2 separate regions of the Mus musculus genome follow, and region 1 is linked to region 2. Evidence: chromatin loops called from intact Hi-C (ENCODE). Cell type or tissue: left cerebral cortex. All regions are shown on one strand. Each heading gives the region's core, and the rest is flanking DNA. Links, peaks and the distances in the headings are about the cores only. Region 1 holds the start of Gm40323 (a long non-coding RNA gene). Region 2 overlaps Scarb1 (scavenger receptor class B, member 1).

The links. Hi-C counts contacts between places; a loop is a spot of excess contacts. Peaks named below come from ENCODE experiments on the same cell type or tissue, not always from the same donor. Only the 100,000 strongest peaks of a DNase experiment are listed, where the experiment ranks them.
Region 1: it touches region 2 in a loop (2.4-fold over the local background); 10 of 42 quality-filtered maps call a loop at or near these places.

Annotation. Positions count from the first base shown.
Region 1 is chr5:125,347,454-125,362,615 of GRCm38, forward strand. It overlaps Gm40323 (a long non-coding RNA gene), which reads left to right and starts at 13,725. Exons shown (of 4, transcript XR_868514.1): 1 at 13,725-13,854; 2 at 15,097-15,162. In left cerebral cortex, for the core only: no CTCF peak of the experiment used is centred there; a DNase peak (open chromatin) is centred at 10,999.
Region 2 is chr5:125,280,421-125,293,546 of GRCm38, forward strand. Scarb1 (scavenger receptor class B, member 1) reads right to left here. Exons shown (of 13, transcript NM_016741.2): 8 at 9,217-9,335; 9 at 6,939-7,012; 10 at 4,261-4,312; 11 at 3,479-3,625; 12 at 685-813. The coding sequence ends at 685. Among named protein-coding and RNA genes, the nearest start is that of Gm32701, 16 kb to the right of the region's middle. In left cerebral cortex, for the core only: no CTCF peak of the experiment used is centred there; no DNase peak of the experiment used is centred there.

The sequences.
Region 1 (15,162 bases), core at 10,001-12,500, 66 kb after region 2:
TGTGCGTGTGTGCCTTACCTTCTACAACAAATCTTCAAACATAAACTGGTAAAAGAAAGATGTGAGGGGGAGAAGGGAGGGGATAGGGGGTTTCTGAAGGGGAGACCTGGAAAGGGGAAAACATTTGAAATGTAAATAAAGAAAATATCCAATTAAAAAAAAAGAATCCAAAAAAAAAAGAAGACAGATTTTCCTACTTCAAAAGCTATAATTAAACCAAAATTCCCACCAAAAAAGAAGAAAGAAAGAAAGAAAGAAAGAAAGAAAGAAAGGATAGAAAGAAAGATGTGAATTGTTTCCAAGATCCTAAATTGATTCCACATGGGAATTACAATATTTAGAAAAACAGGGTTAAACATACTATTAAAAGCCCAACATATAACCGGGCAGTGGTGGCACATACCTTTAATCCCAGCACTTGGGAGGCAGAGGCAGGTAGATTTCTGAGTTCGAGGCCAGCCTGGTCTGCAGAGTGAGTTCCAGGACAGTCAGGGCTACACAGAGAAACCCTGTCTCGAACCCCCCCCCCAACAAAAACTAACAAAGAAAACATAGTATTAAGCAGAATGTAGTAACACACACCTTTAATCCCAGCACTAAGTTCAAGGGCATCCTGGTCTACCTAATGAATTCCAGCCAAGGCTAAATCGTGAGACCCCCCCCCCCCAATCTCACGAACAACCAATACCAAACAAATACTTCTAGCACTCTGTTACAGTGCAAATCACAGAGAGCTGCCTCCGTATGTCCCCTGTGTTCCTCTCTCAGGGACTTCCCTCTTCCTGGGACTGCCAGCTAGACTTCACCTTTGCCCTGGTTTCAGGACCTGTGCTATCTTTTTCCTCCTGGGTGAGGCCAGTACAGAGATGAGTTGTCTCGGACGAAGGTGCCTGTTCGAGGGAGTCCCCATGGGATGCTGAGCTACACAGTCACCATGAGATTGGCTTCCCACCAAGATGGAGACAAGAAGACACTACTTGGCTGCCCTTCCTTCATTATAGCAAAAATTTGCGTCAACCTCATTGTTCATCAACAGATGAAGGAATGGCAAAACAAAATAGAATTCTGCCCAGTGGTAAAAAGCACTTACTGTTCTTGCAGAGGGCCGCCTTGTTCATATTCCCACACCCTACACCAGGCAGTTCATAACCATCTGTAAATCCAGTTCAGGGGACCTGGCGCCCCCGTCTGGCCTCTTCCAGAACTGCACCTGCATGGTGCACACCCAAACAGCTACAAATAAAAAGTTTATGTAACCCTCTCCCATGGATTATGTCATGTGAGGCAGCCTGAAACCCTCTTTCTAGCCGCGGTTATCTCAGGGTCCCTGTGCTATCTGTAAGAGCGGCTCTGCGTTTCTGTCTGTAGGATGAGTGTGAGCATTGCTGACGTCTGTTCTGAGTTAAGCCTTCCTCTGCTTGAGAAGGAATGTAAGATCGAGTGGCCCTAGGTCATGTAGGCCATTACAAAACCATGCCTGGTTACCTGGAAAGACACTAAGAGGTAGGGAATCTCAACTGTACCTGGCCAGAAGGATAGTACTGGACAATGACTTAGTTCCTTGTTCTCTCTCTCTCTCTCTCTCTCTCTCTCTCTCTCTCTCTCTCTCTCTCACCCCCAGTCTCTTTCTCTCAAAAAATTTACAATTTGTACTCATGTGTGTATGTGTTTCCATGTATATCTGTGTGCTACATATGTGAAGTGCCCACAGAGGTCAGAAGAGGGCTAGGATCCTTTGGAGTTATAGACAGTCATGAGCCACTATGTGGGTGCTGGGCTTTGAACCTGGGTCCTCTGCGAGAGCAACCAGTGCTGTCAACTGCTAAACCACCTCTCTAGCCCGTAGTCTGGTTCACTTGAAGGAAGGTCTATCGACTTTATCACGGAGGCCGCTAAAGACAAGGGGAGAATTCTAGAACATGTTGAGTAGATGATACTGTTGGACCACCAAGCCTGTCCATCACGTACCCTGCAGCCTCCAGGCCTTCCAGCTTCAGGGTGGACATAGCCTGGGAGAGCGGAGGGGACACAGAGGGACAGTGGGCTCTGCCTCCCAACACTCTGTGGCATTTTCTGGGTCACTAGATGAGACAACAGCCAGTGTTGCTCTTCATTCTCAGACAGACAGTGTGACCATTGTTTCAACTAATTGGATGTGGAAGAAATGAATACTACATTGTCCCAAGAGATGCACTCACTCAGGAGTAATCGTTATTGTGACCTGGGTGTTCCAAAACTGTGGAGAAGGAGAAACATGCCCACTGTCCCCCTCCTCTACCAGGAGTCCCTCCATGGCCCCTCAGGCCACCAGCTGGCTGGTTGGTTTGGTTTGGTCTGGGTGTTTTTGTTTTGAGAGAGGAAGAATCTCACTCTGTAGCCCAGGCTAGCCTCCACTAAAGATCCTCCCCACTGCCACCCTAAGAGTGGGATGACAGTCACCAGCTGTGGGGACGCTATCTACTTCCCCTTTCAGAGGCAGGTCAATACAGCATTTGGGTTGAAGGGATCGGAGGGAGAAGAGGTGTTCTCATCTTACTCTTAGCCCAAGGAGGGAATAGCTGCGGGTGCAGGCATGGGGGTGCAGGTGTGAAGCTGCAAAGGGGTGGGATATAGGCAGGCTCCTCCCAGTGAGGATCTGGAGGCCTCCATGAAGCCAATTTTTAACTTGGGAACTATTTTATAGCCAACACTGAAAGCTATGGTGAGTGGGCAGGGAAGTAGTTTGGCCCTATGGGATAAGAGGGAATGCCAACTCCCTGGTCCAAAACACACCTGGTCATTTGGGGGACCTAACTGGGTCCTGGCCACCTGGACTAAGCTATTGAATCATAGCTATATCCTGGGAAGGGTTATCTAGAATGGGTTAGCCTCTGACCATGTGTATAAGAGATTATCTTGATTGGGTTAATGGAGGTAGAATGTCCTCCCCCAACTGTGGGCTACGCCATTGCTTCGGTGGTGGACTGTCAGAGAGAAAAAGTTGTATGCCAGAAGTCATTGGTCTCTGCTTCTCTGCTTCTTGACTCTTGGTCCAGAGTCAGGACTTTCTCCACCTGATGGACTAACACCCTCAGACTCACAAATCTTCTTTTTCTTAAGGTTGTGAGCCATCATGCGGTTGCTGGGAATTGAACTCAGGATCTCTGGAGGAGCAGTCAGGTGTTCTTAACCGCTGAGCCATCTCTCCAGCCCTTTTACTTTTTTTTTGTTTGGTTGGTTTTTTTTTTGTTTGTTTGTTTGTTTGTTTTTTCTAGACAGGCTTTCTCTGTATAGCCCTGGCTGTCCTGGAACTCACTTTGTAGACCAGGCTGGCCTCGAACTCAGAAATCTGCCTGCCTCTGCCTCCCGAGTGCTGGGATTAAAGGCATGCGCCACCATGCCTGACCCCTTTTTTTTCCTTAAGGTGCTTTTAACAGGGTCTTTTTTTTATCACAGGACCAAGAAATGAAGACAATCACTTTTATTGTTGTTGTTGCTGCTGCTGCTGTTTTGAATTCTGAGACAGTGTCTCTTTACACAGCCTTGGCCTGTCTTGGAGCTCACTTTGTACACCAGACAGCCCTCAGACTCAGAGAGATCTGCCTACCTCTCTGTCCCCTGCGTGCTGGGATTAAGGCTTCAGTCATTTACACTTAACAAGCCAGACCCTGTCCCAAAGGATCCAGATGTGATGACTCACTGAGCCCTTATACCCCCTGTGTCCCTGTGTCACATTCCACTGACAGCAGTCACTGCCCTGGCTGCTTTCTGTGCAGGAGGTGCCGGGTGAGGGGGTCCCCCAGGATGCCTGAGGGCACATCACAGGCTCCTGCAGTCATCTGACACAGCAAAACTGCGATGAGACAGCATTACTGGACCCTGGGACAGCCACTGCTGATCCGCAATGGAGGGCTCAGTACTGCACATCACTGGGAGGGCAAATATGTCTCAGGATTTTACGCGAGTGTGGTAACAAGAACTAGCGGCACGGGCACAGTTGGTAGCTTTCCCAAATGCTTTCCGATTGTCTCCTTTTCATCCTGGCAAGGCCTCCTGAGTGCTAGGCAGGCTCTGTATCCCTGAACTACCTTCTCAGGCTTGGTTTTCTTTCCTTTTGTTTGTTTTGCAACAGGGTTTCCCTGTATATAGAGCCCTGGCTGTCCTGGAACTCCCTCTACTGTAGAGAGCCTCGAACTCAAAGAATGGCCTCCAGAGGGCTGACCTCCCGAGTGCTGAGATTGAAGGAGTGCGCCACCACTCCTGACCCCAGCCTTCCTTTTCTTTCTTTCTTTTCTTTTCTTTTTTTTTTTTTTTCTATTATATTTTAAGACAGGACTTTGCTAGCTTTGAGTTCATGGCAATCCTTCTGCCTCAGTTTCCGTTGCTGGGATTACAAACACACACACTCCGTAGCTACTTCTGTTCCCTCTCCTTCCTTCCTTCCTCTTTTTTTTTTTTTTTTTTTTTGGACAGGGTTTCTCTGTGTAGCCCCGGCTGTGTAGACCAGGTTGGCCTCGAACTCAGAAATCCGCCTGCCTCTGCCTCCCAAGTGCTGGGATTAAAGGCATGTGCCACCACTGCCCGGCCCCTCTCCTTTCTTGCAGGTTTATTTCTCCCCATAGTCAGATAGGCTCAGAAAAGAGGAACCTAAGTCCCCAACAGGAAAACACCCTCATTGTCTAGATCAACCTGGCTAATGCTGTGCCTCTCACTCCGATTAGTTGAGGAGAGGACACGTGACCAAGTTCTGACCAATAAAATGTTGGAGGAATTCTGGGGCAGCCCACCCCCACCAATAAAAACATAGTTTGCAAGCCTAGCATGGTGGCCCATGCCAGTAATCCAAGAGCTTGGGCAGTGGAGGCAGAAGGCCATAATCCCAGTTTAAGGCCAGCCAGGGGCTACATGAGACTCTGTCTTTAAAACAGGCCTTCGTACACCTCCCTTGTTGGATGCTGGCTGCCTAGGTGAGGTACTTACTGAAAAGACAGTAGCCTTCTTCTGATCCAGAGCTTTTGGCACGTGGATCTTCGTCAAAAGCCTGAAACTGGTATGGCTGGAGCTGCTGCCTCTCCTCGGGACTCAGTCTTCCTCGTTAACATCCTGTACTCTCTAGGTCTCTGCTCCGGGGCATCCCACTGGATGTAGGTGGAGGCAGCTGCTTGTTCGGCTTCTTCATCCGTTCGACCGTTCACAGAGCACCTTCCTTGCTCAGGACAGTGCTGGGCTCTGGACACCCATGGGGAGAATTTGCTTTTCCAGAGAATTTTAGGCGAGTGTGGTAACAAGAACTAGCGGCACAGGCACAGTTGGTAGCTTTCCCAAATGCTTTCCTATTGTCTCCTTTTCATCCTGGCAGGGCCTGGTGAGTACTAGGTAGGCTCTGTATCCCAGAGAGTGGAAACAGACAAAGATAGTCACCAATAGGCAAAGTATGTCAATGCCAAAAAAAGTACGTAAGCCTCGGACCTTGAACACATTAACCACTAACCACAGGTCTACCACAGAGTCACACTCTGTTTCTACAAAGTAATTTCTAAAGGGTAGAGAGGTGGCTCAGTGGTTAAGAGCACTGGCTGGCCACTCTTCCGGAGGATGTGAGTTCAACTCCCAGCATATGAGGGCTAGCAACTGTCCAGCTCCGGGGGATTGACTGCCCTCTTCTGGCCTCTACAGGCACTGCACTCATGTGCACATACCCACCACACCCAAGTGCATACATACAATGAGAAAAATTATATTGTCAGATGCTGTTTTCCTGATACTCACAGGAACTGTTTCCCAAGCTCAGTCAGGTGTTAGCATACAAAGATCTCATCCAACACGGCAGGTGATTGGCCCAGAACTAGTTATATCCTCCTGAAATGAAACCTGCTGGTTTTTTTGTTTTTGTTTTCTCAAGACAGGATTTCTTTCTGTGTATCCTTGGCTGTCCTGGAACTCAATCTGTTGGCCAGGCTGGCCTCACTCACAGAGATCTTCCTGCCTCTGCCTCCCAAGTGCTGGGATTAAAGGCGTGCAGCACCACCAGCCTATGAAACCTGTTGTTTTATGATTTCTATGGCTGTGTTGAAACACCGTGACCAAAAAGCAAGCTAGGGAGGAAAGAGTTTATTTAGTTTTCCACAGCAGTGTCTATCAGCACTGAAGGAAGTCAGGACAGGAGCTCAAACAGGGCAGTAACCTAGAGGCAGGAGCTGATGCAGAGGCCACGGAGGGATGCTGCTTACTGGCTTGCTCCCCATGGCTTGCTCAGCCTGCTTTGTTATAGAACGCAGGAGCACCAGCCCAGAGATGGCATCACCCAATATGGACTAGGCCTTCCAGTATCAGTCACTAATTAAGAAAACACCCTACAAGCTTGCCTATGCTCAGATATGATAGAGGCAGCTTCTTAATTGAAGTTCCCTCTTCATGGATGGCTTTAGCTTGTGTCAAGTTGACACAAGACCATCCAGCACACGCAGACACAGATGGCCAGCTGTAAGAAAGAGAGGAATGAGAGTCTCAGCAAACCCCTGTAATTCTAGCTAGGGGCCAAGAACTGAGGCAGAGGGACTGAATTTGAGGTCAGCACAGGCTGTACCTGTGGTAGCATGGGCCTATAACTCCGGTATTCAGGAGGCAGAGGAAGAAGGAGTGCTCAAAGTCGGAGGCTAGCCTGGGTTACATAGTCAGACCCCGTTTAAGGAAATTAACAAATTCATCAAAGAGGGAGTCCGTATGTGGATCCCTGCGCGCAAGCTCAATCATAAAGACTTTAGCCCGGCCTGTAAGCTCTGTTGTAAGCTCCTCGGAACTGCTCATCTATTCTGTTTTCAATCTGTGTATATGTTAGATGTGTATGTTTTGGAGTTTTTGTGTGAACACTTGCACATGTGTGTACAAGCACACGTGCGGAGGTCAGAGGACAATCTTGTGTGTCAGGCCTCCCTTCTCACTTTCTTTGAACAGGGTCTTTTGTACACTGCTTCATACACCAGGCTAGCTGCCTTCCAGAGGCATGTCTGCAATCCCAGCATGCTCCGTTGGAGATGCAAGCATCCAGTTTGTATGTGTGTGTTGGAGGTCTGACTGAATCAGGCTTGTAGGGGGAGGGGCTTTACCAGTTGAGCCATTTTCCCAGCCCCAACCTAGTTTTGCTACAGCGAGCGATATTCTCTTCCCAACCCAGATTACCTCCACTCTTGTCCTGGCTGCCTCTTCCCTGGCATCTTAGAGCCTGTGAAAGCCAGAACCGCCTGTCTCACACTGGTGTGGGCATCACAGAACAGCTAGGCCAGAGGAGAAGGCTGTGGTCACAGGGCTCAGAGAGAGAGCACTGGGATCAGTACCTGCCCTTATCCTGTGAAATCCAGCATACCAGAGGTCAGTTTCCCTCTGTGGTGTTTTGAATATGAGGGAAGAGCTGTTCCAGGCCACCTGGTCGAGACACAGGGTTGGCACTAGGTGGAAACAGGTTCAAAACCTGTCTCTGCAAGCCAGTGACAGCGCACTTTCCCCAGCTTGGGTGCAAGGATGTCGATTTGGGCAGGATGAGGTCATGCCAAATGGATCCCTAGATGCTCACACACAGGGCCCATTGCTGGGCCACATTGTTTCCAACAGGCTAGGGGAACATGGGATGCATCAGCTGTTGTCTCCCTGATCCCAGCTTATGCAGGTGACCATGTGACTGTCACATGGCTGAGGGAGTGTCCCCAGGGGAAACAAGTCTGCTTCCTTTTGTGGCCCTTTTGCAAAAAGATGCTCCAGTCACACCCTGTCCCAACACCACACTCCTCTCCTGGTCCCACAAGCAGCCTCAACACGCCCTGCCCCTGCTTCAAATGGGGGAAAAGACCTTAAGGTTTCCATGGCAATATCTCTGCACGCTTCAGTTCTAGCCTGTCTGGAAAGCACAGCTATGGCCGCTGTGCCTTCTGTTTCATATCAACACAACCTGAGCTGTTTGCCTTTTCACAGGTCTCAAAAAGGAGGGAGGGAGGGAGGGAAGAGAGAAAGCGAGAGGAGGGAGGGAGGACCTGGTGAGGCTTTGTGAACCCACGGTATCTGATTTGCCATCTGAAAGGCAAGAAAGTGTAGTGCTGATACCATCCCTGGGGGCTCTCCGTGTTTTGGCAGCCCTCTGAAAACCCCAGGGTCTAGGGGCCAACACAGGGGCCAAGTGTCATTCTGAAAACCCCTTAAGAGGCTTTGACTCCCTCCTCAGGTAGCCCAAGGTGTCACTCAGCCATCTCCTATACCTGTGAGTCACAACGCCTCCCCCCCTAGGGGTTGAGGGTACTGGAGGGTGTTCCTCCCACGAAGGCCACACACACACACACACACACACACACACACACACACACACATCATGCCCATGCTCTCTGGCTCCCTTCTGGCTCCAGTACATCCTTCCCACGAGGTAGCTATGACTTGGAACCGCTACAGATGCTCCAGGGTCCCTGGACCTTGAAATAGAACTTGGCTCTCAGGTGACACCCAGCAAGCGCTCCCTCCCTGCCCCCTCCTAACCCCTCCCACCCCAGTCCCCAACTGCCCTTCATAGAGCCGGAAGAGTGTTCAGGTGAGAGGGAGGAAGCGCAGCAAACTATTTACCAGGGCAAAGGACCCTTGCGGCTATCTCCAGAGCTGGCGCCAGCTCGTCCCTATCTCTGAGACCCAGGAGTTTTAATTAATGGGAGCCAGAGCAGAGGGCTACCAGGGTGCTTCTCAGCCTGCATCCCCTCCCCGCTACGCCAATTCCTCTGCTTTTGCTCTTTCTGGAATTTTCTGAAGAACCTTGTCCCCGTAACCCTACGGAATGTGTCCACGTCCTGCCTGGCATCGCTGATATTCCTACATTTTGAATAGGGTTCTGTAGACAAGATTGAGGTGAGAACCATGTTGAACCAGATTGCGCTCAACCAACCCCACCCCTCCCTGTGCCCCTAAGTAGAACATCCTTTCCTGGAGGCTGAGAGTCAGTCATGGGGAGACCGGAGAGGCACATCTGCAAGCCAGATGGTCCTGATCCTCCACCAGTCCTGAAACCCTTAGAGCACCCCAATGCTGCGACCCTTTAATACAATTTCTCATGTATGGTGACCCTCGACCATAAAATTATTTTGGTTGCCACTTCACAACTGTAATTTTGCTACTGTTAGTAATAGTGATATAAATGTTTGTGTTTTCCGATGGTCTTAGGCAACCCCTAAAGGGGTGAAGACTCACTGGTTGAGAGCCAGTGACTTAGATAAGCTTCAGGGTGGCAGGAAGGGAAAGGGGGAGCCAAGGTTCAGACCCTGGGTTCTTACAGTGAGCAAGCCCAGTTTTTGTTTTTTTCCCATTCACAGTTTCTATGAAATCCCAGGATATCCTAAAACTTGCCCTGTAGACCAGGCTGGCCTCAAATTCAGAGATCTGCCTGCCTCTGCCTCCCAAGCACTGGCTTAAAAACTGTGAACCACAACTACTCAGCAGGTTCCTGGATTTGTACTTATTTGCCTTTTGACACAAAGTCTCCTGCAGCCCAGGCTAGCTTCAGACTCACTATATAGCCCAGGCTGGCCCTGAACTTCTCATCCCTCTGCCTCCACCTCCTTGTGCTAGTAGTGTAGGTTTTGTTTCAGCAGTTCTCAACCTGTGGGTCATGACCCTTTGGGGAGCACATCTGGTATTTTTGTCATTGGAAATATCAGATATTTACATTACAATTCACAACAGTAGCAAAATTACATTTATGAAGTAACAACATGAGGAACTGTATTAAAAGGTCACAGCTTGTTTAAGCATAGTGGTACACACCTTTAATCACTCGGGAGAGAGAGGCAGTATTAAAAGGTCACAGCTTGTTTAAGCATAGTGGTACACACCTTTAATCACTCGGGAGAGAGAGGCAGTTGGATCTCTGAGTTCGAGGCCTGGTCTACAAAGGACAGCCAAGGCTATTACACAGAGAAACACTGTCTCGAGAACACACACACACACACACACACACACACACACACACACACACAGAGCTTTAGGAAGGTTGAGAACCACTGTTTTATGTGGTGCTAGGGTCAAACCCAGGACTCAGTGCATACTAAGAAGTTTGCAGCTCAGAGTTCTAATCCCCTGGTCACTTTCTGCTGGGTTTTTTTTTTTTTTTTTTTTTTTTTTTTTTTTTTTTTTTGAGACAGGGTTTCTCTGTGTAGCCCTGGCTGTCCTGAAACTCATTTGTAGACCAGGCTGGCCTCGAACTCAGAAATCTGCCTGCCTCTGCCTCCCGAGTGCTGGGATTAAAGGCGTGCACCACCACACCCGGCTTACTTTCTGCTGTTTTAAATCCAACCTGTGCTTCTTTTTTTTTTTTTTTAATTCCAGACCCAGGGCCTCTCCATCATGTCTTGTCTTAGCTCACATTATATAGGTCTCCTTTGAAGGCTCCGGGACGGACACACACACACACACACACACACACACACACACTATGGCCGGTTCCACTCCAGTGCCTGGTTTTGTAAGTCTGAAAGGACAAGTTTTCAGGTTTTGCAGTTGAGCGAGGTTGCCCCAGCATGTCATCCCAGCCCTCAATGTTTGGAACCGCAGAAAGTTTCAGGCTAACTTGGTCAGCTAACCAGGCTGGCTGACCAGGGAGCCCCAGGGAATCTCCTGTCCACTTCCCCAGCCGTGAGATTACAAGCATGGGCCCCCATGCCTGGCTTTTAACATGAGTTGGGGGGGCGGGACAGAGGAAGCAACACAAGTCTTCATGTTTGCATAGCAAATACTTTAATGAGTAATCCCCAGAACTTAGAATCTCTGAAAGTGAAAGGAAACAGGAATACGATGGTTGGGGAGCACTCTAGAAACAGCCCCCCAACACCCCCCAGCTTCCTCTTCCTTTGATAACAGTCCTGCGGGGCTGCATCACAGATCCAATCATCCCCCATGTGCCATTGCTTCCGGCTCCCCCTCATTTGTTATCCTATGGACTTGAGAAATGAAGAAGTAAAATCAGAGCCTTACCAGCACAGGGCGCCAGGCAGAATTGAGTTCCTCTTTACAGAGCCAAACAGGAACTCTATCATTCACACCAGCAGGGGAGACATCCAGAGGTGATCCAGAGCAGAGCCATTGCTCAATGTGGTTCAATGGCAGAACTTGTTCGGAGCACGCCAGCTACTATAAGGGGCTGCAGAGAGGGCCCCGTGGTTAACAGTGCATACTGTTCTTCTAATGGTTGGTTTTAGAATGTGTCCAAGATCACACCACTAAATTTGCACTTAAAAAATAATAATTAGAGCCGGGTGGGTGATGGTGACACACACCTTTAATCCCAGCACTTGGGAGGCAGGGGCAGGCAGATCTCTGAGTTCGAAGCCAGCCTAGTCTATACATCAAGTTCCAAGACAGCCAGGGTTTGTTTTACACACACACACACACACACACACACACACACACACAAAACCCTGTCTTGAAAACCAATAAAACAGAGCAAAATAAAAAGTTATTACTTTATTTAAATAATTTGTTTTTTATTTTTGTGCATTGGTGTTGTGCCTGGATGTATGTCTATGTGAGGGTATGGGATCCCCTGGAACTAGAGGTAAAGCTGTCATGAGGATGCTGGGAATTGAACCTGGGTCCTCTGTAAGAACAGCCAGTGCCCTTAACCACTGAACCATCTTTTTTTGTTGTTTTTGTTTTTGTTTTTCGAGACAGGGCTTCTCTGTATAGCCCTGGCTGTCCTGGAACTCACTCTGCAGAAATCCACCTGCCTCTGCCTCCCGAGTGCTGGGATTAAAGACGTGCGCCACCATGCCCGGTTCTGAGCCATCTTTCCGATCCTGATTTATTTTATGTGTGCTTATAAGCGCCTGCATGTATATATGTACTTCGTGTGTGTCTGGTGCCCTCCAGGGCCAGAAGAGGTCCTCAGATCCCCTAGAACTGAAGTTACAGGTGATTGTGAGCCTCTGTGTGGGTGCTGGGAACCGAACTCTGGCCCTCTGCAAAAGCAACAAGTGCTCCTAACCACTGAGCCACACCTAAGTCTTAAGATGAGGGGTGGCATACACCTTTAATCCCAGCAATCAGGCGGCAGAGGCAGGGATAGCTTTGTGAGTTTGAGGCCAGCCTGGTCTATAGAGTGAGCTCCAGGACAGCCAGGGCTACACAGAGAAACCCTGTTTCAAAACAACAACAATAACAACAGCAACAACAACAAAAGGCTCCCGTTTAAGGTGAGCTCTCCTGGCAGGACCCACTCACCTCCTGAAGGGTTATGGTTAAAACTGTGGCCGGATCTCAGGCTAGGGCATGAAGTCACGGAAGGTTTGATTTTACTCTCATGCCGTTTCCCATGAGAAAGGATTATCTCATGACAGCATAGTTCCCTCTGAGAGCTAGGATATCCTCAGCAATCCTGGGACCCACATGGTAGAGGAGAGAACCAACTCCCCTAGGTTGTAATCTGGGTATGATAGACATCCTTCCCCCAACACATGCACAATAAATTTTGTTTTCAGAGGGCTATATTTCTACCAGGCATAGTAGTGAATAACCTAGCAGTCCTGACACTCAGGAGGCTAAGGAAGGCAGATCTTTATGAGTTCAAGGCCACCCTGATCTATATAGTGGAATTCTATCATATACACATACATATACATGTACATATACACACATACATGTAATATGTGTATAATATATACACATGACATATACCTGTATATGTGTGTATATATACAATATGTTTGTGTGTAAGTATATATATGTGTATATATGTGTATATATATATATATGTGTATATATATATATACACACACACCACATATATGTTTATATATTATATATCATATATAAATATATATGTGTTGCTGGGCGGTGGTGGCGCACACCTTTAATCCCAGCACTTGGGAGTCAGAGGCAGGTGGATTTCTGAGTTCGAGACCAGCCTGGTCTACAGAGTGAGCTCCAGGACAGCCAGAGCTACACATAGAAACCCTGTCTCGAAAAACAAATATTTTATATATATGTGTGTGTGTGTGTTATATCTAATATATATAAATATATAGAGAGATATATCTGTATGGACATGCACACATGCCAAGGTACACATATAGAAGATTAGAGATCAAACTTACAGGAGTTAGTTCTCCCCTTTTACCCTGCTGGTCCCAGGGACTGAACTGGGGTCATCAGGTTTGGTGGCAAGCACCCAGACCCAGTGAGCCCTCTTGCTGGCCCCACACGTGCTCTTTCATGCATCCATTCACATCCTGACTGCTTATTCTTCCTGGCACTGTGAAGCTGCTGCAACACAAACAGTTGGCAGATTGTACTTAGGACTGAGGCCAGGAAAACATTCTGCTCATGCGCAGTGCACTGGTCTGGATCCCGTTCCCCGTCTCACGTGTTCACTTCAATCATAACCTTTGGGGACATAGACTTTTTTTTCCTCCTTCTGGTCGCACAGCTGTCCGTGCTGGTGGCCAGGTGCCCCAGCTGGTCATGACCCGTGACCCGAACTGATTGGATTAAGGAATGCCTAACAGATTAGTGGAGCCACCTTGGGGTGTGTCCGTGAGGGAGTTTCCAGAACTGGTTAGCTCTTAAGGACTCTGAACTGATCAGGGTTTTAACCCACGGATGGACTTGAACTTAGGAGACCCTTCTCGGAGACGGGGCCTGGTTGGTGGAACCAAATGCTTGGAACTCATCCTTGGGGCTGTTTCTGCCTTAGGCACTTCCTGTCACTGCTTCCGGTTCCGCCTGGATGACCCGCTCCCTGCACACGAATTCCACGATGAACGGAAACCTCTGAAACCACAAACAAAGCAAACCTTTGTCCATCAAGTTGTTTCTGTCAGGGGGTTCCCCACACGGTCACCAAGTCTACCATATAAGGTATCGAGGACACATCTGTGCATCGTGTCAATGGCCGTATTATTTACGAACCAGAGACTAGCACCAACCCAAGAGCCTCCCAATGGATGACTGAGAAGATTAGCACCGTAGGATATTACTCAGCCTTGTAAAGGAAACTATAATGTGGCTGAACCCTGAGGAAAAGCAAAATAAACCAATCACAAAAAAGACAAGGAAGGGGCTGGAGAGATGGCTCAGCGGTTAAGAGCACCGACTGCTCTTCCAAAGGTCCTGAGTTCAAATCCCAGCAACCACATGGTGGCTCACAACCATCCGTAATGAGATCTGACGCCCTCTTCTGGAGTGTCTGAAGACAGCTATGATGTACTTACATATAATAAATAAGTCTTAAAAAAAAAAAAGATTAAAAAAAAAAAAAAAAAGACAAGGAAGGTAAACTAGCCTGGCTCCATAGGGGCTCACGGAGACTGGACCGCCAACCAGGGAGTGTGCATGTAACATGCATGAGACTGACCTATGCCCTACGCATGTATGTAACAACAGTTGTGTAGCTTGCTCGCCATGTGGGACTGGAGCAGGGGCTACCTCTGACTCTGTTGCCTGCGCTTGGGACCTTTCCCCCCTGCTAGGCTGCCCCTTCTAGCCTGATCAGAGAATGCACCTCTGCTTACTGCAACTTGATATGCCAAGGCAGGTGGATGGATATCCCTGGGAGGCCTCGCCTTTTCTGAAGAGAGAGGAGGATTGGATGGGGGGCGGGGGGGGGGGGGGGCGGGGAATGGGCATGCGGCACAGGGAGGAGAAAAGGGAGGGGAAACTGTGGTCGAGATGTAAAGTTAATTAATTAATTAATTTTTAAAGAAAGATTTATTTATTTTTATAAATAAGTACACCATAGCTGTCTTCAGACACACCAGAAGAAGGTGTCAGATCTCATTACAGGTGGCTATGAGCCACCATGTGGTTGCTGGGATTTGAACTCAGGACCTTCAGAAGAGCAGTTAGTGCTCTTACCCACTGAGCCATCTCACCAGCCCTTAATTGATTAACTTTTGAAGGTAAGATTTGTATGGGGTATCTCAAGGTCTTCAAGTTCAGTGAGAAAATAGGCTAGAAAAAAAAAAAGAAAAGAAAAGAAATACGATAGTCTCGTTCCACAAATGAAGTGGCATGGTCCAGGGGATTAGGAAGGGGACATCTTGGGGACTAATTAGCCCACCTGTGAGGCTCCTTCGTTGTTGTTGTTACTTTTTGTGACAGGGTCTTACTATTTGGCCCTGACTGGCCCGGAACTCACTCTGTAAACCAGGCTGTCCTCAAAGTCGT
Region 2 (13,126 bases), core at 10,627-13,126:
CCTGTGTACTTGACCATGAAATTCTATCCTCAGGCCCTGACTGAGTATGTAGCTGGTGCTTAACTGATGTTTAAACGTCTTCATTTTCAGTCTCTCTATTCTGAACTGGAGTCAGTGTGTCCTTTTACATGCCCTTGAAGTCCAAAAAAAAAAAAAGTTTTCAAACCTTTTGGGCTAGGAGAGTCTCTTGGCTTTCCGGGATGCCCAGGGACCTGTATTTAGCAACCTGCAGGGGATAGGACACTGAGAAGCAACTGGCCTAACTGTCATCTTCTTTTTTTTTTTTTAAAGATTTATTTATTTATTTATTATATGTAAGTACTCTGTAGCTGTCTTCAGACACTCCAGAAGAGAGCGTCAGATCTCGTTACGGATGGTTGTGAGCCACCATGTGGTTGCTGGGATTTGAACTCCGGACCTTTGGAAGAGCAGTCGGGTGCTCTTACCCACTGAGCCATCTCACCAGCCCTAACTGTCATCTTCTAACAGGACTTTGTAAATGAGAGTCAATGACTGAAAGGGTCCAAGAAACCGAGGCAAGATTCCCATCTCGCAGGAGGGTGAGAGGCAGGAGGGTAACTGCTCTCCATGTGAATAACATCCAGGAAGATGCTATAGGTAGAGACGGTAGGTCTACTGGCTATGAGTAGGTGGGGTGAAGAGGGGGGGTTACCTGGTACGCACCTATAGCTTGGCTTCTTGCAGCACCGTGCCCTTGGCAGCTGGTGACATCAGGGACTCAGAGTAGGCCTGAATGGCCTCCTTATCCTGGGAGCCCTTTTTACTACCACTCCAAAACAAAAAGCATTTCTCCTGGAAGACAACCAAGCTAGTTTATATGGCATGCCGTGTCACTGGGGTGACGCTGGGTCCCCCCAGAAGCAAAGGGACAGAAGAGAACAAGATTGCAGAGTCTTGTTCCACCCTGCACTGTGGGCGAAGCGCCCCGGAAGTCCGGCAAGCAGAAAGTCACCGACAGGAAGAGAGTGGCGGAGGTGGCCACAGCGGGACTGGCCTGCTGAGTGTTTGAATTTCTCTGGTCTGGTCTGGTGGGGCTGGATTTGAACCTAGGGCCTGGAGCCTACTGGGTACAATCTCTCTCTTAACCTCTTCTCCAAGTCCATGGTATTTGTCAATCTGAGGGAAACATTAACATACTCTTGATTTATGAATGGCGTATGACTGAGTATGTTCTTTACCAGCAAGCAGTTAACCCCCCCGCCCCCAGATGCTCAAGGACAGGAACACACAGGTGAGGCCTAGCTTTGTCAGGACAAGGCTTCTTTGGCCTCTCTCTGATGAAACCCGCAGGACAAACAACCTTGCCCCCAGACCCCAGCGAGACGCCTGCCTTCTATTTTGGGGTCTCTCCTCCAATGGTTGACTGAAAAAGCCTGGCTCAGTTCTCACTGGGCAGCAGCAGGGAGGAACACCAGCCCGGAAGCCCAGACCGTGATGTCCTCCAGATCCTCATAGCTACAGTCAACATGGAGAGCCAGAGGCAACCAGACACCCCTTGGTGATGACAAGAGACTTGGGGCCTGTGTTTGGAAAGGGAAGCCGGGTGCTGGGGACTCCACAGGGATCCGTTCTTCCCAAAGCAAGCAAGCAAGCAAGCAAGCAAGCAAGCAAGCAAGCAAGCAAGCCTTAAAGAAGAAAGGCAGCCAGCTGGCTGACTGCAGGAGAGCAGGTGGGAAGACCCCCCCAACACACACACCAAGCACGCACAGAAAGCCCAGCCTGTGGCCCCAGGACATCTCAGGTGGGACCCTGTGAGTGGCTCTTGTACGAGTGTTCAAAGGTGGCCAGTGGCTCCCCTGTTTGCAGACAGCAGCCCTCTTGAATCACAGCTGATCACAGTCCTGTCCTCAAATTCCCTGCTTCACAACTACAGCTATCAGCAAGCACCCCAGGGGACTTGACCAATGTCGTAACCCCAAGATCTCATGCACGAGCCGGTACTCCTGAGGCCAGAAGGGAACGAAGGTTCTAGTCATGACCCCTTTGCTTCCTGCTTTCAGGGGCTGCATGCCCTGATGTTACATTCCTCAGTCATCCTTTCTTTATGGAAGTGACCCCTACCCCTGTCTGAACCACACTATTCTTGTCTTTTTCTTTTTAAAGTTTTTTTTTAAAGATTTATTTATTTATTTATTTATTTATTTATTTATTTATTGTAAGTACACTGTAACTGTCCTCAGACACTCCAGAAGAGGGAGTCAGATCTCGTTACGGATAGTTGTGAGCCACCATGTGGTTGCTGGGATTTGAACTCCTGACCTTTGGAAGAGCAGTCGGGTGCTCTTACCCACTGAGCCATCTCACCAGCCCTATTCTTGTCTTTTAAGATTTATTTATTTATGTTATGTATACAAGTACACTGTTGCTCTGCAGGCATCGGATCCCATTACAGATGGTTGTGAGCCACCATGTGGTTGCTGAGACTTGAACTCAGGACCTCTGGAAGAGCAGCCAGTGCTCTTAACTGCTGAGCCATCTCTCCAGTCGCCCACACTATTCTTTTTTTGAAGTTTAATTGATTTTCGGAGACAAGATGTCACGTATCCTAGGCTGGCCTTGATCAAACCCTACATGTAACCAGGGATGATTTTGAACCGGATCCTTCTCCCCTGGCCTCCTTCCTTCCTGAGTGCTGGGATTATAGGCACCTGTATTAGTTTATGTGTATGAGTGTTCTCCATGCAAGTATATGCACTGTGTGTGTGCCTTGAGATCACCTGGAACTAGGGTTACAGAACTAGGGTTACAGAACAAGGGTTACAGTTGGTTGCAGAACACCAGGTAGGTGCTGGGAATCGAACCTGGGTCCCTGCAAGCAGTAAGTGCTCATAATCACTGAGCTATCTCTCCAGACCTTCTTTTCTTTTCTTCTTCTTTTTTAAATATTTTCATTATTTTTGATTATTTTTTTTTCCTGTCAGCGCTGAGGCCTGAATACAAGGCCTCACACTGGCTAAACAAGTGCTCTATGGCTGATGTAAAACTTCAGCCTCATATGCTGATATATTTGGGTCAAGCAAAATTTATAACTAATTTCTTTCACTTTTTTCTCTGGACTTAGAAAATCTAAGTTCATGGTTCCACACGTGGCTCCTCCCACTTCCATCTCACACCCAACTCCAGCCCAGAGCATTTTCCTTGGGAAAAACTATCTTCTCTGTTTGGTTTAACCTGGCTTTCCTTTGCTTCTCTAACCAGCCCAGCCCTGACCCCCCACCTCTACCTTCGGCAGGCACTTTCCAGAGCGGGCACCAAGTGGCACCCACTTGTTGGCCAAATGACTGGGTACCTAGCCTCAGCCTAGCCCCGACCTGGGAGGGTCCTGGGCCTTCCAGGACTTGTAGAGAAAAGTTACTGCAGGGTGCGAGAGAGGAGGTAGAACAAGAGCTAGCTGCAGGAAACAGAGGTCGGCTGAAACCCGAGCCGAGTCCGAGGCGTGGCCGCCCCTCCTACTTACCTGGCTGCGCAGTTGGCAGATGATGGGCACCAGCAACAGGAGGCCTCCAAGCCCCAGCAGCACATACTGCGCGTAGTGAAGAACCTGGGGCATCAGCACCAGCTGCGTGTAGAACGTGCTCAGGGGCTTGCCACCCATTGCTCCGCTCTGCAGAAGAAAGGTCGGGCTGCACGCTGCGTCTCCAAGGCACCCATCCCACTGTGCCGTGCCCCGCCCCAAATCAGAACAGAGAGCCTCGGGCGCTTTGGCTAGAAGTCCAAAGAGAACTACATTTCCCAGACGCCCTTGCTGTTGGCACGCCCATGAAATGAGGCACTGGCTAATGGGAGGTGGATCTGGCCCCAAGCCTCCTCGCCTAACAGTCATCTCTTTCGCTGGTTAGAATCTAGTCTTAGGACCTGAAGGGCGACGAGATCAGGATGCCTGCAGGGTGGCCTGGTGCGGAATTCCATCTCCACTCCCCCCTCTCAGGGGCCATTAACAAAACCTGGAAATGGCTCTGTGGTTAAGAGCGCTGGCTGCTCTTCAAGAGAGCCCACGTTTCAGACTTGACGGCTCACAACCATCTGTAATTCCAGTTCTAGGAGACCTGATGCTCTCTGGGCTTCTGCGGGTACCGGGCACTCACATGATAACCATACATACATACATATGGGCAGGCTAAACATACAAATAGCTAAATTTAGGTACCGGAAGTTAACATAACATTAGCATCAAAGCGAACTAAAAGCCTCAGCTAACATACAGAGACCCCAGACTCCCTTCTACCTTCATAGACTCACCTGTTCGAACCACAGCAACGGCAGAACTACTGGCTCGATCTTCCCTGTTTGCCTGGAAACATGGGACACAAAGTGAGTGACCAGGGGTGATGTGACCCTCGCAATGGAGCTATGTTTGGGGCTTGGGGTGTCAGTGGGAGAGCTACTGGTTACCATGTGAAAGGCCTTCGCTCAGTCGAAACCACTTCACAAGAAAATGAGACAGAAAGATAAAGGGGAGCCTGTAACGCTACGTACAGTTGACTATCCTTAGCCAAGTTTGAGGCTAGCCTGGGCTACAGGAAACCCTGATGCAAAAAATTAATTAAGGGGCGTGGCAAGGCTCAGCTGAGTGGGTGACAGTGCTTGCTGCTAAGCCTGAAGACCTGAGTTCCATCCCCGGGACCCAGAAGGTGGAACAGGCTCCCTAAAGTTGTCCCAACCTTCACATGTTCATTGTGGCATGCACCTATACACACACACACACACACACACACACACACACACACACACACACACTAAACACAACTAAAAATGGGGCTAGAGAGATAACTCAACGGTTAAAAGGTCCTGAGTTCAATTCCTAGCCACCACATGGTGGCTCACAACCATCTATCATGGCATCTGATGCCCTCCTCTGGCTCACAGGTGTACATTCAGACAGACCACTCATTCATAAAATACATAAATACAACTTTAAAAATAAATAATAATATCTGTGTATGTGGTGGCACAATGCCTTTAATCCCAGCTCTTGGGAAGGCAGAGATAGGTGGATCTCTGTGAGTTTGAGGTCAACCTGGTCTACAAAGTGAGTTCCAGGACAGCCAAGGTTATTAACACAGAGAAACCCTGTCTCAAAAAGCCAAATAGTAGTAGTAGTAGTAGTAGTAGTAGTAGTAATAATAATAATAATAATAATAATACCAATAATAATAAAATAATAATGAGTCTCCTCCCACCAAAGCCTGGGTGGCTGCCCCTGTTACTATCTACAGGGGAACCTGATCGCACCACACACACCCAGGTCCAGCAAGTACTTTAACACCCCAAAAGCTAGAGGAGAAACTATCACTGTGCTGGGGATGGTTCAGTGGGGAAAGCATTTGCTGCTCAAGCAAATGAACCCGAGGTGAGACCCCTGAACCCAGGCTAAAAGCTGTGTGTGGCTTTGAACCTGTGACCCCAGGGCTGAGACAGGTAGAAGCTAGCTGGGGCTTCGGTGAGAATTCCTGCCGCGAGGGAAGAAAGGGAAGAGGGATAAAAGAGGACACATGGCATCCTCTTTTGGCCTCTGTATGAACCACCTTCCCCTCCAAAAACCAAAACAAAATCCCAAAACTCACAACACCAACAAGAAACAAAGATTAAAAGAAAAAAACAAAACAAAACAACCCATCACAGCCACGGGAGCCGGGCGTGAGGCGTGAGCGGGCGGCATCTCGTGCTGAGAAGCTGCAGTTGTGGCAATAACGCTGCACTAGACTTTGGTTCCTTACCGTGACAGATACTGCCAGGAGCGGACAGTACTGAATGCACCGGGGACAGAGAACAAAGATTTGCTTGCGTCTCTGACACCTCTCCATAAATCTATAAAGATTTCTAAAGAGTATTTGAGGCAGTGGAGCAAATCAATGTTTGGCTGCTGACCTCAGGAACTCAAGCCCGTGGCCAGCCCACTTTGGCCTCCGGTTTCAAGAGCCCAGATGAGTCAGATCAAGTGGCGCATGTTCAAGGCCATGATGGGCTACAGAGAGATTAAGGGCAGCCTGGGTAATCTAGTGAGACCTAAAAAGTGAAGAGGGCTGGGATGTAATTCAGTGAAAGAGTGTTTTCTGGCATGCAGGAGTCCCAGGGTGTGTGTGTGTACAGAAGCCTAGCTGAGTCCAGCAATTCCCGGACTTAGTTTTCACCATGAAGCCCAGAGTCCACCTCTTCCTCAGTGGTTCCCAGGCATGTGATCTGCGATGCTGAGGAGTGACCAGCATGTGGGTCCTTTCGTTCAAAGAATTATTTATTTTATTTGCATAAGTACACTTTAGTGTTTTCAGACACTCCAGAAGAGGGCATCAGATCCCATTAGAGATGGTTGTGAGCCACCATGTGGTTGCTGGGAATTGAACTCAGGACCTCTGGAAGAGCCGTCAGTGCTCTTAACTGCTAAGACATCTCTCCAGCCCCAAGGCTGGACTCCTACCACCATGTTTCTGCCGGGCAAGCAGGGAATGGGGGCAGGAGGACTCTCAGTCTCACTCTGTACGTTACACAAAGCTAAACATAAAGTAAACCCAGGGAATTGTGGTTGAGAACACTGGCAGGACCCAGGTTCAAGTCTCAGCATCCATTCAGTGGCTCACAACTCCGTCTAACTCCAGGTCCCTATGCCCTCTTCCGGCCTCGGCGGCTCTTGCACTTACATGGTGCACAGACATACAAGCAGGCAAATCCATCCTACTGTGGGGGAGACAAGATTACCAATGCGACTAATGGCAGAAGAGCCCTTGGGCGTGGAGGATGGAGGTAGTGTCAGGATGCAGCCTGGGTCTGAGTCTCCATCCAGAGCAATGATGCAATCCCAGGAAAAGAGGTGGTTGGATCCCAACGCTTGGGCCTCGCCCTGTCCTGTGCCTTGCATCACCAATGCATGAAACCTCCTGGCCCCTGAAGCTTTCAGAAGCTCCCGTCCCAACTCCACTCACCCGATGCCCTTGACAGATTTGATGTAGAGGCTCAGCTGCATCTTCACAGAACAGTTCATGGGGATCCCAGTGACCTAGAGCATAAATACAGTGAGGAGATGTAAGATCCTGTGGGGAGCCTCCCAGCCTGCTCCAGCCTGCTCCAGCCTGCTCCAGCCTGCTCCAGCCCTGGGGTTTCTTATCCAACTTAAACCAGATAATACCTGCTGGGGCATCCACCCTTCTAGAAATTTCCCACACACCCACTGGGCTCTCCCTCAGGAAATACCTGCTCCCAAAGGGATCAGCTATCGCAAGATCCCCTCTCTAGACACTTGTTGCCAGAGGGATGACACCCCCCGCCCCCCACATCTGCATGTTCGTTTGGGGACAGATTTCATGTGGTCCAGGTTGGACTCCAATTTGCTATGTAGCCAAGGATGACCTTGAACTCCAAATCTTCCTGTCTCTACCTTCTGAGGACTGGCTTATGCCTAACTTTACATGGTGCTGGGATGGAAGCCAGGGCTCTGTGCAGGGCAGGGGAGCACCCTACCTACTAAGCTATCCTCCCAGCCCTCACGAAGCTGCCTAAGACAGTGCCTCCCAAGTGTGGGGCATGCGCAGTAAGGATGTCTTTTTTCTCCTGTTTACATTTCCTAATAGCCCAGGGAACCAAAGGAAGGGCCTGGTCCAGGGTGAGTAGGTTTAATCGAGCCAGTTTCCCACTATGTAGCATCCTGGCGCTCCCTAACAGAGGTAGCCACAGAGAGCTGCCTGCTTGCAGCTCTCTTTTTAAAATGTGATGCTTTTAAAAAAAAATCTCGCTGGAGAGATGGCTCAGCGGTTAAGAGCACTGACGGCTCTTCCAGAGGTGCTGAGTTCAATTCCCAGCCACCACATGGTGGCTTACAACCATCTGGAATTGGATCCAATGTCCTCTTCTGGTGTGTCTGAAGAGAGTGACAGTGTACTCACATACATAAAATTAAAAACAACAACAACCAAAAAATCACTAGGAGAATTCACAGGTATTATTTAAATCAGGAAGAAAGTTCTAGAATGGAAAAGGTTGGTGAAAAGAGACCACCGTTTGATGCCTTTAGCCCTGCCCAGATCATGAGACTCTTGAAAGATTGATGGGAGGCCGGAGGCCACCTCTCAGATTGTAATCACCCACAGTAGAAGGCCAGGACACGTTTTGCCCAGGACGCCCAGATCCCTCCTGCCCCCAGGGCAAAGGCCTCCAGAAACCTGGTATGACTTTTGGACAGAGGCATGGATGTGATAACCACGCATACCATGGGTGGGCCCGGCAACCCTCCCTAGAAGTCGTCCAGGGTAGGTGCCCAGTGTTGGTCTTGGAACCTAAGTTCTGGGGGGTGAGGTGAGGGTGCCCCATTCTCTAAGCTAGTGTGTTGGCCTCACTGTGCCATTTGCATAGACAGTTAATAATACCAAACACCTTCGTCCTCTGGGATGAAGCATGGATCTGCCCCAGGGAGAGAGGCTCACAGGACAGGTCCCCAGTCGACAACTAGGCCCCCCTATTCTGAGGGGCTTTCCTGATATAAAACACCTCTATGTCAAGTTCCTTGCTGGGGAGCTAGGCACAACCTGGGAAAGACTTCAGACGACTGTGCCCCATGTGCCCACCCTTCCTCTGCGATAACCCTCAGCTATGAGCCAGGTGTGAAGAAACACTGGAAGCCGAGGCAGGAGGATTTGCAAGTTCAAGGCCAGCTGCAGGCACAGCTCGGCATCAGAGCCTGGGGCCTTGTGTGTTCAAAACCCAGGCTTCCATCCCCACCCAGTAAAACAAAAAAGAGTTCTTCACGGAATGCCTTCAGGGCGTCACGTAGGGCAGGAACCCTGGACTGGACACATCTTACAGTGACCAGAGGCAGAGAGAAGTTAACAGAGGACAAATTCCTCCCCCTGATTTCTCTGTGAGACACTGGCCCACGATGATGTCTTTAGTGTCTTGACACTGTCAAGGGTATCTGTCTCTGGTGAAGGAGACGTCCCGGCTGATAGGTCTTAATTAATTTACTATCTTATATCTTTTTATAGGCCCCAATAAAAAAGGTAATGATATCACTGAACTCTGGAATTGGGGTAAAGTAAGACTTTGATGACTTGAAGTTCTAGGAGCAGCCGCTGTGGAAGGAACTGAACTCCCCTGCCTCAGTTGGAACCCGCTCTGTCCTGGGGAATTGGGGGGAGCGGGGCGGGTGCCCAGCGGCCAGTGGCAATCTCTGGGAATGGGCCCCAGCCACTAGCAGGACACGGAGCTTACCGGATGGATGTCTAGGAACAAGGAATGCTCCTTTGGGTTAGGGTTCAGACCAAGAACAGCTTCTGACAACACAGGGTCGGCGTTGTAAAAGTGGGGGTGGGAGAGAAACAGAGGCGCACCTGGAGGAGGGGAAGAGAGGCGTTAGAAGACGGGAGCGTCACGTTGGCCTGCCTCGGTGCCAGGGATGCAGGGATGCTAACACTGGGGACCAAGCTGAGCACACACAGGACCTGGGAAGGGTGGATGGAGCCAGAGTGGCCGATTACAGTGTTGGGGGTGGGTGGGTGGGTGGGTGGAGGAAGGGAGAGAGCAGCTGCTACCCGGCAAGGGAAAGGCATTCCGGGTGGGAGTGTAGCAAGAGGTGAGAGCTTGGACGTGATTTTCAACCCCCCACCCCCACCCCTCCAGGTCTGGAGGTGCAGCAGGGAATCATGGGAGATGAAAGTGGAAAGGAAAATTAACACCATATGAATTTAGGAGTGGAAGCGGAGTCTGAATGTCAAGCCAGGCACACAGACTGCTTTTGGAGACATTGTAGCTCAGGGGTACACGTGAGTGGGTCTCTGACATCACAGGAATGGAAGGGACAGCACCAATGAGATATTCCCACCCAGGGCCCTGAGGTGGGACTTTACCACCAACCAGCCAAAGTGGCTCAACCCAGAGATCTCAGGACAAGGGCCTGGGGAGTTCCGAGTTCTGAGTCTCCCTGGGGAGGCCACAAGAGGCTCCCAGGGCAACAGATCCACAGGGGGGGCATTGTGTTTTAGCTGGGTCTGGTGGTGCACACCTTGAATCCCAGCACCTAGGAGGAAGAGGCAAGGAGATCTCTGAGTTTGAGGCCAGCCTGGCCTACATAGTGAGTTCCAGGACAGCTAAGACTACAAAAAGAAACTCTGTCTCAAAAACACAACAAACAGGGCTGGAGAGATGGCTCAGTGGTTAAGAGCACTGACTGCTCTTCCATAGGTCCTGAGTTCAATTCCCAGCAATCACATGGTGGCTCACAACCATCTGTAATGGGGATCCGATGCCTTCTTCTGGCATGTCTGAAGACAGCTATGGTGTACTCATAAATAAAATAAATAATAAACCTTTTAAAAAAAAGAAAACATTTCTTTAAAATCCAAAGCCAGACAGGCTAGCATACCTCTTTAATTGGGAGCCAGAGGCAGGTGGATCTCTGAGTTCCATCCGAGTCTGGTCTCCAGGACATCCACTGCTTGAAGCCCCCAACCCCTACCTCTTGCTCCCAACCCCTGAACCGGCTGCTATGGGCATCTTCAAGTGCAGGTGTCAGACACAAGAGTGCTGCACCTGTGACAGCCTTGGCAGAGAAATGGCCTAGCCAGGAGGTGCACGTGGGCAGGGATGCAGCAGAGAACCCGGATCACTGAGAGTCCAGGTGAACCCTAGCACCTTCGAGGCTCCAGAGACACACCTGGTCCTGTCAGAAAGACAGGCGAAGGATCCTCAGGGTGGCCTTCAAGCCCTCATGGAAACACAACACCAAGGATACAACAGAACAGAAAAGAGACCTGATCAATCCCTGAGGCCTAACGTCACCTCTGTGGACCCTTCTAAAGTCACGCTGAGATATGCTGCCTTCTACTTGGAAAACCCTACCCATCCTTCCAACCATACTGTGAAAGGAGACACCAGCAAAGATCAGAGAGAACCCCATTTCTTTCAGAGGGATGCCATGGATCCCCGGGAGATGAAGCCCCCACCTAACCAGACCTGGAAGCACAGATTCCAACAGGATGTCAAGGCTGCCAGCACAGACCTGCTGCAGGTGGCATGCCCGTGGCTTTCTAACAATAGGTGTGGCTCATCTTTTCTTTTGATTTCCAAACACCCTCAGAGAGACGCACCCGGGCAATAAGTATAATTAATTTATAGCTTTATGGCCCGTGTATCCAGACTTAACTGCTCAGGATTACCCGCGTGGTGATTAAGGACCACTTCAGGGAAGATCCAAGGTGCTCCCAAGACAAGGACAGGAAACACGGGGAGTCCTGAGTCCAAGAAAGTCTCGTGACCCAGAAAGGGAAACCTATGTGTATTCTTTATCTTAAGATAAAATGCCACAGAAATTCGAACTCAGGTGCACTCCTCCTACAGCAGGTGCGAGAATGTTCTAGAAGCATCCTTGTAGTGGTGAAATGCCAAAAGAAAGCTCCGTGAGCCAGGAAGGAGTAAGGCAAGCAGAGTTAGCCCCACCATGGAACACCACCCAACAATCTAGGCTATCACCCGCTATCTTGCAGATTTACCATATAATCATGAGAGCCATCATGGGAGGCATCAGGGATCGAGGGAGAAAGAACAGTTGTGACTCCATCTATGTAAACAGTAATGCCAGGCAGAGAGCCGAGAGACCAAAAGTCAGGCCAGTGGGCAGGAGGAGCAGGAAGGGGAGATGTTGGGTGTGGTAAGAGTTGCCTCTTTGTGGGGTTGTTGGTCACATGGCCGTGTTCCCTATCACTCGAATCCCTGTTCCTCTTCCCCTTTCTTGTTCTCACCCGATTTACAAGGGGCAAGCTTTAGGGGCTGGGAAAACAGTTTAGTCAGTTAAGAGCCTCCTGTGCAAGTGTGAGGACCCGAATTCGGGTTCCCAGCAGCGCCACATCTGTAACTGGGAGGCAGAGACAGGTGGATCCCTGGACCTCCCAAGATCCAGGATTAGTGATTGAAAAATCTGCATCAATAAACAAACAAACAAACAAACAAAGAGTGATGAAGGAAGACACTCACTTCCGGTCTCCATCCATCGATGCACCTGTTTATACCTCCCTCCACGCGTGTGCGACACGCACACGCATACTTAAACCCACTGTCTCCGGAAAACAAAACAAAACAAAACAAAAGAACAAGCTACAGACACAACTACACTTAGATTCTCTTTCACAGCTGAAATTCTGTTCCTGACAGCAGAGTTCTGTGTGATGTGGGCCTGTTGCTGCCCCTGCGGTGTGTGGGACCCAGCCTGGCCAATTAACACAGCCTAATGACTAGGTCAGAGCTGGACCAGTTCAACCAAGCCCTGGGATTTTTGCTGGTACAAGGAGGGGAAGGCGGAGGTGCAGTTGTGAGTGAAACTTCCTGTCCGCAGGCAAGCCCTGGATCCCACGTCTGTGTAGGGGCCTTAGAAGTTTGACTCCCAATATCCTACTGGGACATGGCCACAGGGTTTGCAGTCCAAGGAGGAGACAAGCAGGGGAGGGTTCAGTAAATAACATCGACAGCCATGAGCAGGCAACAGGAAGGCATAAGAGAGAGTGTACCAGAGAGCGGCTGGAGAGCCAGAGGGGACGGAAGATCAGGGAGAGTGTCTGGGAGGATCTGATCAGGATCAGAGGAAGCATTTCATTTGAGTTTGATTGACATCTGGTGCAATACGAGCTGGCGAGAGAGCAAGGGCACCCGAGTGACACGGGAAGAAGGTGGGTGGGAAGGAGAAAGACTGTGTGGGAGGTGCTTAGAGCAGCCTGGGCCTGACTGCCAGGTGAGGGGTGAGGCACGGAGCAGACTTGAGCAATAGCAGCAGGGTAGGGCCCAGGATTAGAACACAGAGCAGATGTGCCAGGGGGCCACAGCCAGTACCAAGATTCACACCCAACTTGGCTAAAGAGGAGAGTTTGACACAATAGGAGCGTGGCCAGTTTGAGTGAAGGGCAGGACTCTAGCTTTTGCTCCCAGCAGGTGAATGGCCACAGGGAATGTTTCCAGCCTCGTCCTAGTGGGCAAAGAAGTTAGAGCCACCAGGATAACAGACCAGGTTATCCCAGTGGCCTCTACCCAGTCAGTCTCTGGGGTCCTGAAAGCTATGGGCTGGATAGAGGAGGAGGAGGTGGTCATAGAACGGAGTGTTTTGGGGGGATCTGGTGTCTGGGTACATGCCTTCTAT